2 separate regions of the Homo sapiens genome follow, and region 1 is linked to region 2. The links are chromatin loops, found by intact Hi-C in ENCODE. Cell type or tissue: B cell. All regions are shown on one strand. Each heading gives the region's core, and the rest is flanking DNA. Links, peaks and the distances in the headings are about the cores only. Region 1 overlaps AFG1L (AFG1 like ATPase). Region 2 holds the start of AFG1L (AFG1 like ATPase).

Evidence for each region. A loop is a pair of places that touch in the nucleus more often than their neighbours do. Peaks named below come from ENCODE experiments on the same cell type or tissue, not always from the same donor. Only the 100,000 strongest peaks of a DNase experiment are listed, where the experiment ranks them.
Region 1: it touches region 2 in a loop (9-fold over the local background); 3 of 110 quality-filtered maps call a loop at or near these places.

The regions. Positions count from the first base shown.
Region 1 is chr6:108,344,109-108,352,448 of GRCh38, reverse strand. It overlaps AFG1L (AFG1 like ATPase), which reads right to left. Exons shown (of 13, transcript NM_145315.5): 3 at 5,410-5,461. Among named protein-coding and RNA genes, the nearest start is that of AFG1L, 53 kb to the right of the region's middle. RefSeq lists an enhancer at 3,557-3,726. In B cell, for the core only: no CTCF peak of the experiment used is centred there; a DNase peak (open chromatin) is centred at 3,598; H3K4me3 peaks cover 1,252 bases; H3K27ac peaks cover 2,161 bases.
Region 2 is chr6:108,291,233-108,299,572 of GRCh38, reverse strand. It overlaps AFG1L (AFG1 like ATPase), which reads right to left and starts at 4,519. Exons shown (of 13, transcript NM_145315.5): 1 at 4,355-4,519. The coding sequence starts at 4,493. It also overlaps the pseudogene RNU6-1144P. RefSeq lists an enhancer at 4,178-4,667. In B cell, for the core only: no CTCF peak of the experiment used is centred there; a DNase peak (open chromatin) is centred at 4,712; H3K4me3 peaks cover 1,980 bases; H3K27ac peaks cover 2,033 bases.

The DNA of each region.
Region 1 (8,340 bases), core at 217-8,216, 53 kb before region 2:
ATGCAAATGCTACACCATTTTACATAAGGGACTTGAGCATCCTCAAATTTTAGTATCCAAGGGCATCCTGAAACCAATCCCCCATGAATACCAAGTATATTATTCAGCCTTAAAAAGGAATCCAACTCATATGCAATACACAATAATATGGATGAATCTTGAAGATATTTTGCTAAGTAAAATAATCCAGACCCAAAAGGACAAATATTATATGATTCCATTTATATAAGGTACTGAAGAATAATCAAATTCATAAAGACAGAAAGTAGAATGGTGGTTGCCAGGCCAGGGGAGTCTGGGGTGGGATGTGGAAAATGTGGGAGAGAGGTAGAATAGGATGTTGTTGTTTAATGGACACAGAGTTTCAGTTTGGGAAGATAAAAATGTTCTGAAGATAGATGGTGGTAATAGTTGTACAACAATGTGAACAGACAATACTACTGAATTATACACTGAAAATGTTTAAAAGGGTAAATTTTATGTAATGTGTTTTACCATAATAAAAACAATTAAATACATTTTTAAAAAGCTTTAGTTAATATGCTTATTGGTAAAAGACTGAACACTTCTCCCCTACAATTTGACAAAGGCAAGGATGTCTACACTCATGTTCTGAAAATGGATGGTGGTAATAGTTGTACAACAATGTGAATAGACTTAATGATACTGAATCATACACTGGAAATGTTTAAAAGGGAAAATTTTATGTTACGTGTTTTACCATAATAAAAACAATTGAATACATTTTTTAAAACATATAGTTAATATGCTTATTTGTAAAAGACTGCACACTTCTCCCCTACAATTTGACACAGGCAAGGATGTCTACACGCACCACTTCTATTCAACATTGTACTCGGGTCCTAGCTGGTGCAAGGAGGCAGCAAAAAGAAATAAAAGGCATAAAAATTTAAAGAAGTAAAATTATCTTTATTGGCAGATGACCTAATTGTATACACACAAAAAAATCCTAAAGAATCTACCAAATCACCACTAGAGTTAATAATTAAATTTAGCAAGATCACAGGATACAAGGTCATCAAAAAATCCACCGCATTTCTATAAACAGTAACGCATATAATGACATTTTGGTCAACAATGGACCACATACACAATGGTGGTCCCAAAAGATTATAAAGAAGCTGAAAAACTTCTATCACTTAGTGATGTCATAGCTATCCTAACATGGAAGTACAATTAATTTTTTTTATAAATTTAGTGTAGCCCAAGTACACAGCACTGATAACATCTTGTATAAAGTAGTATACAGAAATGTCCTCAGCCTTCACATCCACTCACCACTCACTCACTGATTCATTCAGAGCAACTTCCAGTCCATTCATGGTCAAACAGGCATCCCATATTTTATCTATTATACTGTATTATTACTGCACCTTCTCTGTTTAGATATGTTTAGATAAACAAATACCACAGCGTTACAACTGCCTACAGTATTCAATACAGTAACATGCTGCACAGGTTTGTAGCACAGGAGGAATAGGTTCTATAATACAGCCTAGGTGTGTAGTAGGCACATGTATCCCTACATCCAAGCCAGGGAGAACTATGCTTCCTAACTCCTAACCTTAAAACCAGCCTACCTTTCACCTGGTGAAACTAGAATCTGAATCAATGTGAAACAGGTGAGGTGAAACCAGGAGGCAGCAGGAAAGGGGCTGATAAGCAAAATGTACTTTTATTCTCTTCTAGTGTACCAGAGAAATCATTAACTCTGCCATCACCACCGCAGTCAGCTGGTCAAGAGCTGAGGCTCTGTTGTGAGAAAGCCAGCTGTAGGGTATGAATGAAGTCACAAAATACTACTACCACAGCTTTTGGCTTCTATATGAGATGTGATAAACATTTTATAACAAAAATAATTCATTTCAAGATTGAACCATGATAATAATCCCTCCAACTCATACATCAACCCTACTGCAGTTCCCAGGATTTAGAATCCATCTGAGTCAATCATCTCAACACATCTGCGAAGAAAGAGGTGAAGTGAGCAGGACAAAGCCCAAATAGAGTGCAAGAATGAAAAGTGGGAAGGGAGTGCTACCAGGTAGGTATTCTCTATCCCATGAAGTCTCCTTAAAAATTATTTATTTATTTAAATTTTTCTTAAAAAAAAAAAATACATAAGAGATGAGGTCTCCCTATGTTGCCCAGGCTGGTCTCGAACTCCTGAGCTCAAGCATGTTTATTTATTTATTTTTATTTTATTTACTTATGTATTTATTTATTTATTTTGAGACAGAGTCTTGTTCTGTTGCCCAGGCTGGAGTGCAGTGGTGCGATCTCGGCTCACTGCAACCTCTGCCTCAGCCTCCTGAGTAGCTGTGACTACAGGCACCCACCACCACACCCGGCTAATTTTTGTACTTTTAGTAGAGGCGGGGTTTCACCATTTTGGCCAGGCTGGTCTGAAATCCTGACCTCAATGACCCGCCCCCCTCAGCCCCCCAAAGTTGCTGGCATTATAGGCGTGGGCCACCGCACCTAGCCCAATTTACTTATTTATTTATTTTTAAGATAGGGCCTCACTCTGTAGCCCAGGCTGGAGTGCAGTGGTGCAATCTCAACTCACTGCAACCTTGATCTCCCAGGCTCAAGTGATCCTCCCACCTCATCCTACTGAGTAGCTGGAACCACAGGCACACACCACCATGCTCAGCTAATTTTTTAATTTTTTTGTAGAGATGGGGTCTCACCTAGTTGTCCAGGCTAGTCTCAAACTCCTGGTCTTAAGCAATCATCCTGCCTCAGCCTCCCAAAGTGCTGAGATTACAGGCATGAGCCACCATGCCCAGCCTTGTTAAAATTTAATACCTGTTTCCCAAGTCCAACAAAGGAAAAGAATAAAGAATAAGAGCTTATGGTGGCATTTTGAGGCTACTCTCCCATACAGAGAGCCCCTCAAATGAAAACTTGATCTTTTATTACCTATTTTATTTCATTTTTGAGATGGGGGTCTCACTCTGTTGCCCAGACTGGAGTGCAGTGGCATAATCATGGCTCACTGCAGCCTTGACCTCCTAGGCTCAAGTGATCCTCCCACCTTAGCCTCTCGAGTAATTGGGACTATAGGCACATGCCACCACACCAGGCTAATTTTTGTATTTTTTGTGGAGACAGGGTTTTGCCATGTTGCCCAGGCTGGTCTTGAACTCCTGGGCTTAGGCAATCCACTCGCCTCGGCCTACCAAAGTGCTGGGATTACAGGTATGAGCCACCATGCCTGGCCGATTACATATTTTATAAGTGGTCTGAACTAAACTTATTATAGCCACCAAAATGTTCGTCTCACTTCCCATTTCAGAATTCCTTTCTCTTCCCCTCTCTATATTATAAGGATGTTTCCAAACAAAGGTTGCCACCTACCCAAACTATATGAACATCCCATACTATCACATCTTTTCTATTGCTTTCAAACACTCAGATGAATAACTTGTAATATGCTTCCCTTCAATTAGTTACCATATGGCTGTATTTTCTAAACTAAAATCCAACAACATTCATAGGGTTTTTAAAAAAAAAGTGCTTTTACAGAAGTGGAAGCAGTTATGCTTCTTTAACCATCTCCATTTATGGTCAGGTGGTTAAGGTAACAGGAGGAACAAAGTTGTTGATTTTAGCGATGACTTAATATGAAAGTGAAGGTACTGGAAGTAGATGTTCTCAGGAGGCAAAGAATGAGACCTGACAACAAGATGAGAATCATTAATGGTGCCCAAAGGTGCAGGAACATAAAATTGATCAAGTGTCTGTTATAACTGCTTTCAAAATAAGAAGTAAGTATACATTGGTCTCAAAAGTACCAATTAGCCAATGAACTAAGAAAAAGAATAGTTTGACCTTCTTTTCTGTAATTTCAAGAACCTGAAGAATTTTAAGGGGCAATCTCTAATGTTCACTTTTGTGAACTAAATTATTCTCTCTTATTAGATTAGCTAAATCTGGAAATACAAAACGGACATTCAATGCAAGGTAGCAGTAAACAAATTAGAAAAAGAAGGAACAGTTTAGAAAGGAACAGTTTAATCTTTAAGGCATTAAAACTACTTATTTGGCTGGGCGCCATGGCTCATGCCTGTAATCCCAGCACTTTGGAAGGCCGAGGAGAGCGGATCACGAGGTCAGGAGATCGAGGCCATCCTGGCTAACACGGTGAAACCCCGTCTCTACTAAAAATACAAAAAATTAGCCGGGCATGGTGGCAGACACCTGTCGTCCCAGCTACTTGGGAGGCTGAGGCAGGAGAATGGCGTGAACCCGGGAGGCGGAGCTTGCAGTGAGCCGAGATCGCGCCACCGCACCAGCCTGGGTGACAGAGAGAGACTCCATCTCAAAACAAAAACAAAAACAAAAACAAAAACAAAACAAAACCTACTTATTCAATGCCCTTTTTTTTTCTTTTCCTAAAAATGTTACTAAGATAATATCCCCTGCCATCACTCCCTCATAACGCAAATGTGTTGTGGCTATAGGGGAGCCTAGAGTGTGAATATTAGTCTAGGTCCAAAACTGACCTCGTTACATGTGAATGTGAGTTTTGAGTATGCCAGTAGAAGAAATAATTGATTGACAGTAAACTGAGGGATTAGAAAAAATTAAAATTAAAAAATTAAAAAAGACATCAAAGAAATAATTGAAAGCAAGGAGGCAAAAAAGCCAAGTAGAAACTCCTTCATGATATCAGTGGCTGAGGGTGGCCAAGGAGAGGTTTAAGACTAAGAGAAAAGGATTTGTTTGAAGAAAATAGAAACCACAAAACAGAATATTTCAGTAAGAATGAGGTCAGGGAAGACTTCATAAGCAAGACACTACATGATTAGGAAAACCTAGAAAGAAGTGACCACTCAGAAAGTTTCCAGCAATATGTGAGTCTTTCTGCCCAATGTCTAGAACTGGGAGACCAAGGAAATGTTACCACTTATGCATTAAGAGTATCTACTGTCAACTACATTAAAGATAATAACGACTAAATTATTCATCCAAGGGCTTAGGTTATGACTAGAAATATTAATGGAAATTAAAAGTAAAAAAGAACAGCTTATTTTTTTAAAAAGTATTAAGCTGAGTTAATGAGTCATGGAATCCTGATTTGTCTAATAACCTATCTGTAGTTGATTTCCTTCCCTGATATTAATTACTTTATACATTAAATAATGTTTGCACCCTAACATGGTGACTAATTCTGCCCTAGACTACAGCTGTATCCTGTGAGAAGTAAAGTAAAAGCTGAGATAACTGCCCTCTCTCCCTTTTCTTCTCTCCCTACCTTACCCTGCCTCATCCTATTCCCTTGCTGGTAACAGATTGAGGGATAGAAATAGAAATCATCCCTGAGAGAAAGCTGAGAAACTTTCTGTTTTGCCCACCCAAAACTTATTTTAACACACTTACCAACATCTCCATAAACATACAGGCCCCTTGGAGGTTTGCTCCTTGAAAAAAGCTGCAAATTAAGAACAAATTATAAATCTCTACCATGCAAATAATTAAATATAATCATATACATAGTCTTCCTAACTGTCCTATATACAGAACCAAGAGGGGCTATTATATACAATAAGTAAGAAAAAAACTTGATATAAAAGTGTTTAAAGCTGAAATATTATGCAGCCTTAAAAAGGGAAAAAACTCTAACGTATACATGAATGAACATTGGGGACATTATGCTAGGTGACATAAACCAGTCACAAAAAGACAAATATTCTCCATTCCACTTACATGAGGTACTTAGAACAGCGAACAATTAAAGAGACAGAAAGTAGAAGTCAGGTGCTGTGGCTCACACCTATAATCTGAGCACTTTGGGAGGCTGAGGTGGGAGGATCACTTGAGCCCAAGAGTTCAAGACCAGCCTGGGCAATATAGGGAGACCTCATCTCTGCAAATAGTTAAAAAGAATTAGCCAGGCATGGTGGCATGCGCCTGTGGTCCCAGTTACTCAGGGGGCTGAAGTTGAAGGATTGTTTGAACTCAGGAGGTCAAGGCTACAGTGAGCCATGTTCACACCACTGTACTGCAGCCTAGACAACAGAGCAAGACCCCATCTCAATTTAAAAAAAAAAAAGTAGAAAAAGGGGTTGCCAGGGGCTGGAGGGAGGAAGGAATGGGGAATTATTGTTTAATGGGTTCAGAGTTTCAGTTTTACAAGATGAAAGTAGTTCTGGAGATAAATGGTAGTGATGGCTGCATGACATTAAGAATGTATTTAATACCACTGAACTGTACTCTTAAAAAATGATTAAGATGGTAAATCTTATGTGTGTATTTACCACAAAAGGAAATTGGAAAAAATGCTGTGAAGCCCCTCTTAGGATTCAACACAGGAGGCAATAACCATAGTAGCCCACAGCGAGGGGTTCACAGTCACACAACTTGAATGTACATCCCCTCTACCATTTACCAGCCATGTAGTCTTTCCCTTCTTCTTTCCCAGATGGGCTCCCCAAACAATGACAGCTAGGTTCATTCTCAGCAATTAATAGAGTAGAAGAATTTTTCTGGAGAAACTGAATGATCTCCAGATAAAAAGGCCAGAAGGCACTTACACTGGTTAAGCTTCTCCCAAAGAAAGACCTAGATCCCTACCAGATTACCTTCTGGTAAAGCACACCAGTCACCAAACCTCTCAAGCTGGAGTTTCAATCAGCTTGTTAGTACCAATGGTCAATGGATATTTGGAAAAAACTTCCAACATAAAAGTCAGAGACCAGAACAAATATGCAGAGGGGAATAAACTCAGAGGAAACAGAGGACTATTCAGACATCAAAAAAAAAAAATCTCAAAAATAAAAGTGGGCCAGGCATGGTGGCTCACATCTATAATTCCAGCACTTTGGGAGGCCAAGGTGGTCAGATTGTTTGAGCTCTAGCCTGGGCAACATAGCAAAACCCCATCTCTACAAAAATCAGCCGGCATGGTGATGTACTCCCGCAGTCCCAGCTACTTCGGAGGCTGAGGTGGAAGGATTGCTTGAGCCCGGGAGGTGGAGACTACAGTGAATCGAGATCACATCACTGCACTCCAGCCTGGACAACAGAGCAAGACCCTGTCTCACTCAATCAATCAATCAATAAAAATAAAAGTGAAGTCAATATAATAATATACTGAAGAAAAATAAGAGAAGCTACTAAAACTATATAAAGCATAGTGGGAGAAAGAAATTGTCTCTTCAATAAATGATGTTTGGGAGGCTGAGGCATTAGGATTGCTTGAGCCCCGGAGTTTGAGACTAGCCTGGGCAACAATGCAAGACACCATTTTTACAAAAAAGAAATTGTTTCAATTGAGGAAAAATGATTTCCTACCAATCCATCCAATCTATTCATCAAGTGTGAAAATGGAAAATTGTCCTTTCATAAATTCAGGGTATGAACAAAACTTCCTACTCAGCAAGAAGAAAACATAGGCTCTGGGAAATGTAGAGGGCCCCTGAGAGGGAAAAAAGCTTGTCAGAGGGAGGCCTGCTTCCAGGACCACAGTGGCACTGCAGGTCAGGAAAGCAGTCAGGTCCAGAGCAAAACTGGAAACTGAAGGGCTCTGGAGATGAAGCAAAATAGAACTTATCTTACCTAATGCTATTATCAACCCAAATAACCATCTTGAATTTTGTTACACTTAGACGAGTAACCTTCATACTCTGCAGCAGTTCCTAACACCTGTGCAAAAAACAAGGTATGACAGGGTGGAGTGAGTTCAGAAAGGGAGGGTAAAACAGAAAAAAGTGAAGATTATGCCACTTAGCATCAACCGGAGTGGTCAATAATTTGGCAGAGAACATTCTCAAAACCTAGCTTTCAGGGTCTCATCCATAAGGCTTTTGGCTTTGTCTTATTTTATTTATTTTAGAGACAGGGTCTCACTCTGTCATCCAGGCTGGAGTGCAGTGGCATGATCATAGCATACTACAGCCTTGAACTCCTGGACTCAAGCAATCCTCTTGCCTCAGCCTCCTGAGTAGCTGGGGCAGGTGGACACCACTACATCCAGCTAATTTTTTATGAAAAAAAACTATCCTGTAGGCTGGGCGCGATGGCTCATGCCTGTAATCCTAGCACTTTGGGAGGCCAAGGCAGGCAGATCACTTGAGGTCAGGAGTTCAAGACCAGCCTGGCCAACATGGTCAAACCCTGTCTCTTCTGAAAATACAAAAATTAGCTGGGCGCTGTGGTGCATGCCTATAATCTCAGCTACTTGGGAGGCTGAGGTGGGAGAATCACCTTGAACCAGGAGGCGGAGGTTGCAGTGAGCCGAGATCACACCACTGCACCCAGCCTGGGCAACAGAACGAGACTCCATCTCAAAAAACAAACAAACAAACAAAC
Region 2 (8,340 bases), core at 83-8,082:
CAAGTGTCCTACAACTAACTAGACTTATTTACCTGGAACTATAATAAATGCCTCAAATTTAACAAGCCCCATATTGAATATCCCTCTAAAATCCTTTGGCCCTATCATTTAGTTTCATTTTTGTTTTGTTTCTTTTGATTACATTGCCCAAACTCAGAAACCTCAATTGCTTTTTTATTGTTTTACTTTTTACTTATTATGTCATTATTTCACCTGCAATAGGAAACCTAAATTTACCTTCACTCCTCCCTTTCCTTGTCTCTTCCAAGTATGTCCAAGTATGTTAATTTATTTTTTTTTTTTTTCTTTTTTGAGATGGAGTCTTGCTCTGTCCCCCAGGCTGGAGCGCAGTGGTGTGATCTTGGCTCACTGCAACCTCCGCCGCCTGGGTTCAAGCGATTCTCCTGCCTCAGCCTCCCAAGTAGCTGGGATTACAGGCATGCACCACCACGCCCAGCTAATTTTTGTATTTTTAGTAGAGACGAGGTTTCACCATGTTGGCCAGGCTGGTCTCAAACTCCTGACCTCAGGTGATCCGCCAGCCTCAGCCTCCCAAAGTGCTGGGATTACAGGCATGAGCCACTGTGCCTGGCCAAGTATGTTAATTCTATCAAAGAAGTGTCTCTGAATTCCCTCCCTCAGCTGCCCTGCTCTCCTTCACCACAGCAGTAATTCAGCCCCTAAACCACTCCCTAACACTCTATCTACTTCAGCTTCCTCCTAAATAATCACCCAGCTTCCAGTATTCTCCCATCCAGGCATTTCTGGTTTGTTTTTCAGGTGGCCACAAGAGAAATCATGCTAAAATAGATCTGATCACTTCTATTCCTGAGAAACTTCCACTAGTGTCCCACTGAGCTTAGACATCTTAACATACTGTAAGAGACTCTTCTCAACCACATCAGCCCACCTTTACAGCTTCATCTCTAACTGCTCTCTCAGAGACCATAAACCAATAAGGGCCATGTACAGCTCACATCCACACTTTTGCTAAAAATAAAAAATCTGGCCAGCCACAGTGGCTCACACCTGTAATACCAACACTTTGGGAGGCCAAGATGGGTGGATCACCTGAGGTCAGGAGTTCAAGACCAGCCTGACCAACATGTTGAAACCCCCTCTCTACTAAAAATACGAAAATTAGTTGGGTGTGGTGGCGGGCGCCTGTAATTCCAGCTACTCAGGAGGCTGAGGCAGGAAAATCGCTTGAACCCAGGAGGCAGAGGTTGCAATGAGCAGAGATCACACCATTGCACTACAGCCTGGGTGACAGAGCGAGACTCTGTCTCAAAAAAAAAAAAAAAAAAAAAAATTCTTCCCCTCTCCAAGCAGAGCTGCTTCCTCCTCTGCAGTCTTATAACACTTCAAACAGGCTTAGATCATGGTACAATATGTTATTAATGTTCACTGTTACATTAAAAAGCTAGTACAAATAGCAGTTAAGTTTGTGACTCTGAAGCAAAAACACCTGGGTTTAAAATCCAAGTTGGGTGACCATCCTTGTTTATTCATCTATAAAATAAAGACAATAATTTTTATAGAGTTTTATGAAGATTAAATTATGAAACAGAAACTGCAAGCAAAGTGCCTAGAACACAGAAGGGGCTCATCAAATGCTGGCTACCATAATTCCATATGCCTCTCAAGACTATGGGCTATTCAAGGGCTAGAACTCAGGTTCATTCACTTTTCCTTTTTTTTTTTTTTTTTTTTTGAGACAGGTTCTCACTCTGTCACCCAGCCTGCAGTGCAGTGACGCCATCTCTCTCAGCTCACTGCAGCCTCGACTTCCTGGGCTCAAGTGATCCTCCCACCTCAGCCTCCCAAGTAGCTGGGACTACAGGCGTGCACCACCACACCCGGCTAAGTTTTGTATTTTTTATAGAGAGGGGGTTTTGCCATGTTGCCCAGGCTGGTCTCAAACTCCTGAGCTCAAGTGATCCTACTCCCTCAGGCTTCCAAAGTGCCAGGATTACAGGTGTGAGCCACCACACCCAGCCACATTACACTGTACTAAATAGTAGACTTCAAAAGATGAAAAATGAAGGTAAAATAGAAATGTACCCCCCCAAAAAAACAGGAAAGGGATAGAAAATCGATTTGTAAATCAGACTCTGAATACTGAACAAAATTTCAACTAAAATTTTCCTTTTATTTAAAGATGGGGGCAGGGCACCATGGCTCACGCCTGTAATCCCAGCATTTTGGGGGGCCGAGGCTCCGGATCACCTGAGGTCAGGAGTTTGAGACCAGCCTGCCCAACATGGTGAAACCCCATCTCTACTAAAAATACAAAAACTAGCCAGGCGTGGTGGTGGGTGCCTGTGATCTCAGCTACTAGGGAGGCTGAGGCAGGGAGAATTGCTTGAATCCAGGAGGTGGAGGTTGCAGTGAGCCGAGATTGTACCATTGCACTCCAGTCTGGGAGACAGAGCAAGGCTCTATCTCAAAAAAATAAATAAATAAACAAAATAAAAATAAAGAGGGGAAGGGAGCGTCCTTAGATACAATTAAATGGACCTCTAACCTAACTGCATTTTCATCAAATCTTCACACCCAGAATTGGCTAAATTTTGTGTATTGGAGAAAGTGTGAGTATAGATTAATAGCACAGCCTTCACTTGAATCCAGTTCTGACACTTACTAGCCATATAACTTCAGCAACCTTGGATTCATGATCTCCAAAATGAGGATAATGAGGAATAATAAGATAATGTATGTAGAAAGTACTTAGTATATTGTATGACACAGAATAAGCATTCAGTGAATTTTATATGTTATAATGATGCTCCTTAAATCTTTAATGTTCATAAATCATGGTATATACATAGAATGGAATACTATTTTTAAAACTTAAAACACGAGGCAGTTCTATTCATATGAAATTGATATGGTATTGATATGGAATGATCTCCAAGCTACTAAATTTAAAAAGAAATTAACAATTAACAGAATTAACTGCTGTATACACAAAACAATGTGTACAGCATGTTACTACTTCTATTTTTTTAATACCATTATCTATATATGTATATGCTTATACATACACAGAATATATCTGGAAGAATACATAAGAAACTAGTATCACAGATTGCCTCTGAGGAGAAAAACTAAGCAGCTAAGGGATAGGGATAGAAAAAAGCCTTACATTTTGCCATATTCTTTCTTGCACCTGTTGAAATTTATAGCATTTGCTTTTATTGACTACCAAAAATGAAAAATAAAATTTATATTATAATCCACAGCTTACACTACCAGAATATTCCATTATATCTTTATTTATTTATTTACTTTTAACGACTACTCCAGCAGATCAGGGCTACCCCCAGGCAGTGTGTGGAGCCTATTCCATTATACTAAATGCATTATGCTAATCTTTGCAGAAAGACGTAAGGTGACCTAATCAAAGTTCTAGTATTAATTTCAACTGCATTGATGATAAGGGTCAAAGATTGTCATATTTTTAGCTAAATTAATAAATAATCTATTAAGGTATATACCTTATTAAGGTCTATCAATCTATTAAGGTATATTACAGGGGTTGCTTGGATTTGAGAAAAAGGAAAACGAGTATGTGGATGAGGGAGACAAGGAGAATAATTTCATTCATTCATTCACTCAAAAATCATATTTGCACGTCAAGTACCAATCATTGCGCTAAGTGCTTAGGAAACAATGACACAATGTCCTTGCCTTTGAAAATCGTGCAGTTTAGTGCGAATACATGAATAGAGCAGTAAAACTGGCACTCTTGGTTACTCAGAATATACATTCATTCATTCATTCATGAACATATAACTGAATGAAGGAAGCCAGGGAGAAAGAAAGCCCGGTGACAAAATAATTCCACTGAAGCCCCTAGTGACTTGAAAAGAACACCAAGAATCGATCCCTCAATCTGAGAATGTGTGTGGACCTTCCTTCCTAGAATCACGAGAGACATCAGGGCCTGCAGAGGTCCCAGGCGCGGCTCTTCCTCCAGTGCCCGTCAGTCACCAGCCCCGAGAGCTTGGAAAACGCAGAGGGTAGGGGTCCCCAGGCCCCAACCCCACACCTGCATCTCTTCAAGCCAGGCACTCCCACTAGGTTCAGCTCTCTAAACGTCCCGGAAGGAACAAACTCTGAGTCAACCTCTGACCCTCAAAATGAAAGTCACTCAGGGTCATTTCCCTCAGTGCTCAGGGCTCATTCACAGACAGTATAAAAGGTCAAGAGAAATGGAAACTCCTCTCGAGGAGCCCTCAGCTTCGTGAAAGCAGGAGACACCTGGGGTAGATCGGACAGGGAGGGTAATCCCAGAGGCTTCTCCAGTCATATGCAGTCGGCTCGGACTACTCATGGCACAGTCACTGACCTTTCCAAAAGGGCTTCCCAGGGGCGGTGGCCAGAGGAGCGAGAGCGGCGGCCCAGGCCCCGCACCCAACACATCTCCCTCTCAGCGGGCTCTGTGCTAAGGGGCGCAGGGTAACCAAGAGCGACCAGGAGGCCGCCATCTTGAACTCCGTACGAGGAGAGGAAGAGGAAAACTTTATTGGAACCCAGAAGAGAGACGGTGGCAAAGTCAAACCCCGCCGTGCACGCTGAAGGCTCCACCCGAGAGAACCAAGGGATCAGTTAGGGAACGTGACCTCCAGTAGCCACATGGGCGGGCTGCACTCCCGTGCCCTCCCGTCCTTCCGGACGCTGCCAGCCGGGACTACGACTCCCAGCATGCAGTGGGGTGGGGCGGGGTGGAACGGAACAGGCAGCTCCAGTCTGGGCAGTGGGAGGGAGGGCGATTCTCCGCCCGGCGCTGGCGGCCGGCCGAGGAACCCGAAGTTTTCAAGGAATTGGGAAGTGATTATGACGGGTAGGCAGGTAACCACTCTTGAGCCTTTTAAGTTAGCTCACATGACCGAGATTCCGAAACCTGAATAAAATGGAGGTGACCCAATGGGCCCTCGGGTTTTAACGGAAGAGTGGTGTCACTTCGTCACACCTCCCTAAATGGTAGGCCCATTTTTTATTTTATCTCCAGCGTCCAACTCATCTTTGACGAGTACCTGAAATGTGCGCCTACCGCTTTCCCTTTTCGTATTTGAATAATATAAATGGTACGCACTCAAATGTTTTGAAAGATTGTATAAGTGGCATGGGAAAGCCAAGGGCCTAAGAAGGACTGTCGGTGGACGGAGAAGTCATGGGACAGTGTATCCGAAGGGTAACTTCTCATTGATCTGCCCTAATTTGATTAAACAATAAATGCTTTGACATACTATAATAAGCGAATTAGGAGTACAAATTGCTGTCCAGAAGAGGCTGGCAATCCAGTAAGCGAGATGAATTCCAGAAAAGATAATACAGGCCGGGCTAGGTGGCTCATGCCTGGGAGGCCCAGGCAGGAGAATCGCTTGAGCCCGGGAGTTTGAGACCAGTCTGGGCAACATAGCGAGATCCTGTCTCTGCAAAAAATACAAAACTGGGCATGGTGGCCTGTGCCCTGTAGTCCTAGTTACTAGGGAGGCCGAGGTGGGGGTTGCGTCCAGGAGGTGGAGGCTGTAGTGAGCTGGGATTGTGCCACTGCACTCCTGCCTGGGAGACAGAGTGAGTCCCTGTCTCAAAAAAACAAAAAAAAAACAAAAAAAAAAAAAAAAAGAGAAGGCCCGGCGCGGTGGCTCACGCCTGTAATCCTAGCACTTTAGGAGGCTGAGGCAGGCGTATCACCTGAGGTCAGGAGTTCAAGACCAGCCTAGCCAACATGGTGAAACCCTGTCTCTACTAAAATACAAAAATTAGCCGGCATGATGGCAGGTGCCTATAATCCCAGCTACTTGGGAGGCGGAGGCAGGGAGAATCGCTTGAATCCGGGAGAGGGTGGCTGCAGTGAGTCGAGATCGTGCCACTGCACTCCAGCCTGGGCAGCTGAGCGAGACTCTGTCTCAAAAAAAGAAAAGAGAAGAGGAGGGGAGGGGAAGGGGGAGTGAAGGGGAGGGGAAGGGGGAGTGAAGGGGAGGGGAAGGGGGAAGGGGGAGGGAACAAAATACAAAGACTTTTAGAATAAATTTTTTTAAAAATAAAGATAATTCAGTGTTGTGGAATCAATGAGAGAGCAGTTTGGCTGGTAAATCAAAAAGGCCTTCTAAAAACTCAACTTTTGTTTTTTTGTTTTTTGTTTTTTTTTTTTTAAGAGAAGTGGCCTCACTATGTTGCCCAGGCCCAAGTGCTGTGGCTATTCACAGACTCCATCATTGTGCATAGTAGCCTTGAACACCTGAACTTACATGATCCTCCTGCTTCAGCCTCCCCAGTAGCTGGGACTACAGGTGCCAACCACCATCCCAAGCTTTAAAGCTTTTTTTTTTTTAATTTTTAAAAACATGGACTACTTCACGAATTTGTGTGTCATCCTTGCGCAGAGATCATGCTAAAAGATAATTCAGTGTTGTGGAATCAATGAGAGAGCAGTTTGGCTGGTAAATCAAAAAGGCCTTCTAAAAACTCAACTTTTGTTTTTTTGTTTTTTGTTTTTTTTTTTTTTAAGAGAAGTGGCCTCACTATGTTGCCCAGGCCCAAGTGCTGTGGCTATTCACAGACTCCATCATTGTGCATAGTAGCCTTGAACACCTGAACTTACATGATCCTCCTGCTTCAGCCTCCCCAGTAGCTGGGACTACAGGTGCCAACCACCATCCCAAGCTTTAAAGCTTTTTTTTTTTTAATTTTTAAAAACATGGACTACTTCACGAATTTGTGTGTCATCCTTGCGCAGAGATCATGCTAATCTCTGTATCGTTCCAATTTTAATATATGTGCTGCCAAAGCAAGCACTACAAGCTTAACTTTTAAGAGATAAAGACCTTCCAAGAACAGGGAATACAGTGAAGTCAGGCAGGCAAGAAAGTCTGGAGTATAGGAAGGAGAAACTTCAGTTGTGTGAAAACAAATGAAAAGACTACACTAAGAAGAACTCTAGGAAGTCAGACAGTTGGTCCACACTAGAAGAGGGATTCCAAAGAAACAAGAAAGAGAAAGTGTAGCACGGTATAATAATTTAGAGACGTCTCTACCAACTTGGTCAAATCATTCATGGAAAAAATTATTTTGATTGTATCTGTCAAAATAAGCCAATTTACACGTACTATTTATCTTCTCTCTGTAATTCCACTGCCTGACATGACAAACTGTTCTTCCATACTATGGTGATTTTTTTTTTATTTTGTTGCTAATTTTTGGTGTGACACTTTGTGAAAGACCTTTTGAAAAATCTGATTGTTTCTCCCTTGACTTGCATATGTATTTATCACACTCAAAAGACTCTCAGAGAGTATTTAGATTTCATTATGTTTGCTCCGAAAAATCACTTGCCTTGGCCAATGAAATTATCCTTTATTAGAAATTCCAACAGCTTAATAATTATGGAGGTGATATAAGCACTCATGGATAATTTGATGCCAAAGAAGACCTACAGGAAATTTTCACATGGTTGTGCAAGTAGAAACTTAGGAAATTAACTTTATTTTGTACAAATGTAAGCTAATTTAGAGGGAAATAACTTAGATTAACTTAATAACTTAGATTGTAATTGATGTATTCAATTATATTATAATTGATGTAGTCAAGAGAATGACCAGAAGACTAAGTAGCCATTGTAAACCATTTTATTAAAACATTAATCCTGCTGTTCCTGCAATTCCTAAAACAAATTAAACAAAATAATTAGCCTGAAAAAATTTTTTAACATTGTCAGGAAAACTATTTGAAATAAGTCATAAAATTACAAGGTATTTTCTTGTCCTTATTTAAAAAATCTTCCTAGAGAAAATGGCAAGTAGCTCTGGCATCTAATATTAAGCATAAAACCAAACTAAAATAGTCTAGAGAAGGACAAATACAATGAAAGAAATGAGGAAATAAGAAAGAAAGTGGTCAATAGAAAACATACTGAGTCAGGAGTTATATTTCAGCTCTGATTTTGTCACTAATTCAAGCTCTCTCTGTTTTTCTTCTTTTTCTTTTTTTTTTTTTTTTGAGACAGGGTCTTTCTCTGCCACCCAGGCTGGAGTGCAGTGGTGGGATCTCGGCTCACTGCAACCTTGACCTCTCTGGCTTAAGAGGGCAATCCTCCCACCTCAGTGTCCCGAGTAGCTAGGACCACAGGCATGTGCCACCATGCCCGGCTAAAATTTTTACATTTTTTGTAGAGACAGGTTCTCCCCATATTCCCCAGGCCCCTCAAGTGTTCCTCCCGCCTCAGCCTCCCAGTATACTGAGGATATAGGCTTGAGTCACCACGCCCAGCCTGTTTTTCTTATCTATAAAATTAGGGTGGTTTCTATGTTGGCTACCTCACAGGTTTTGTGA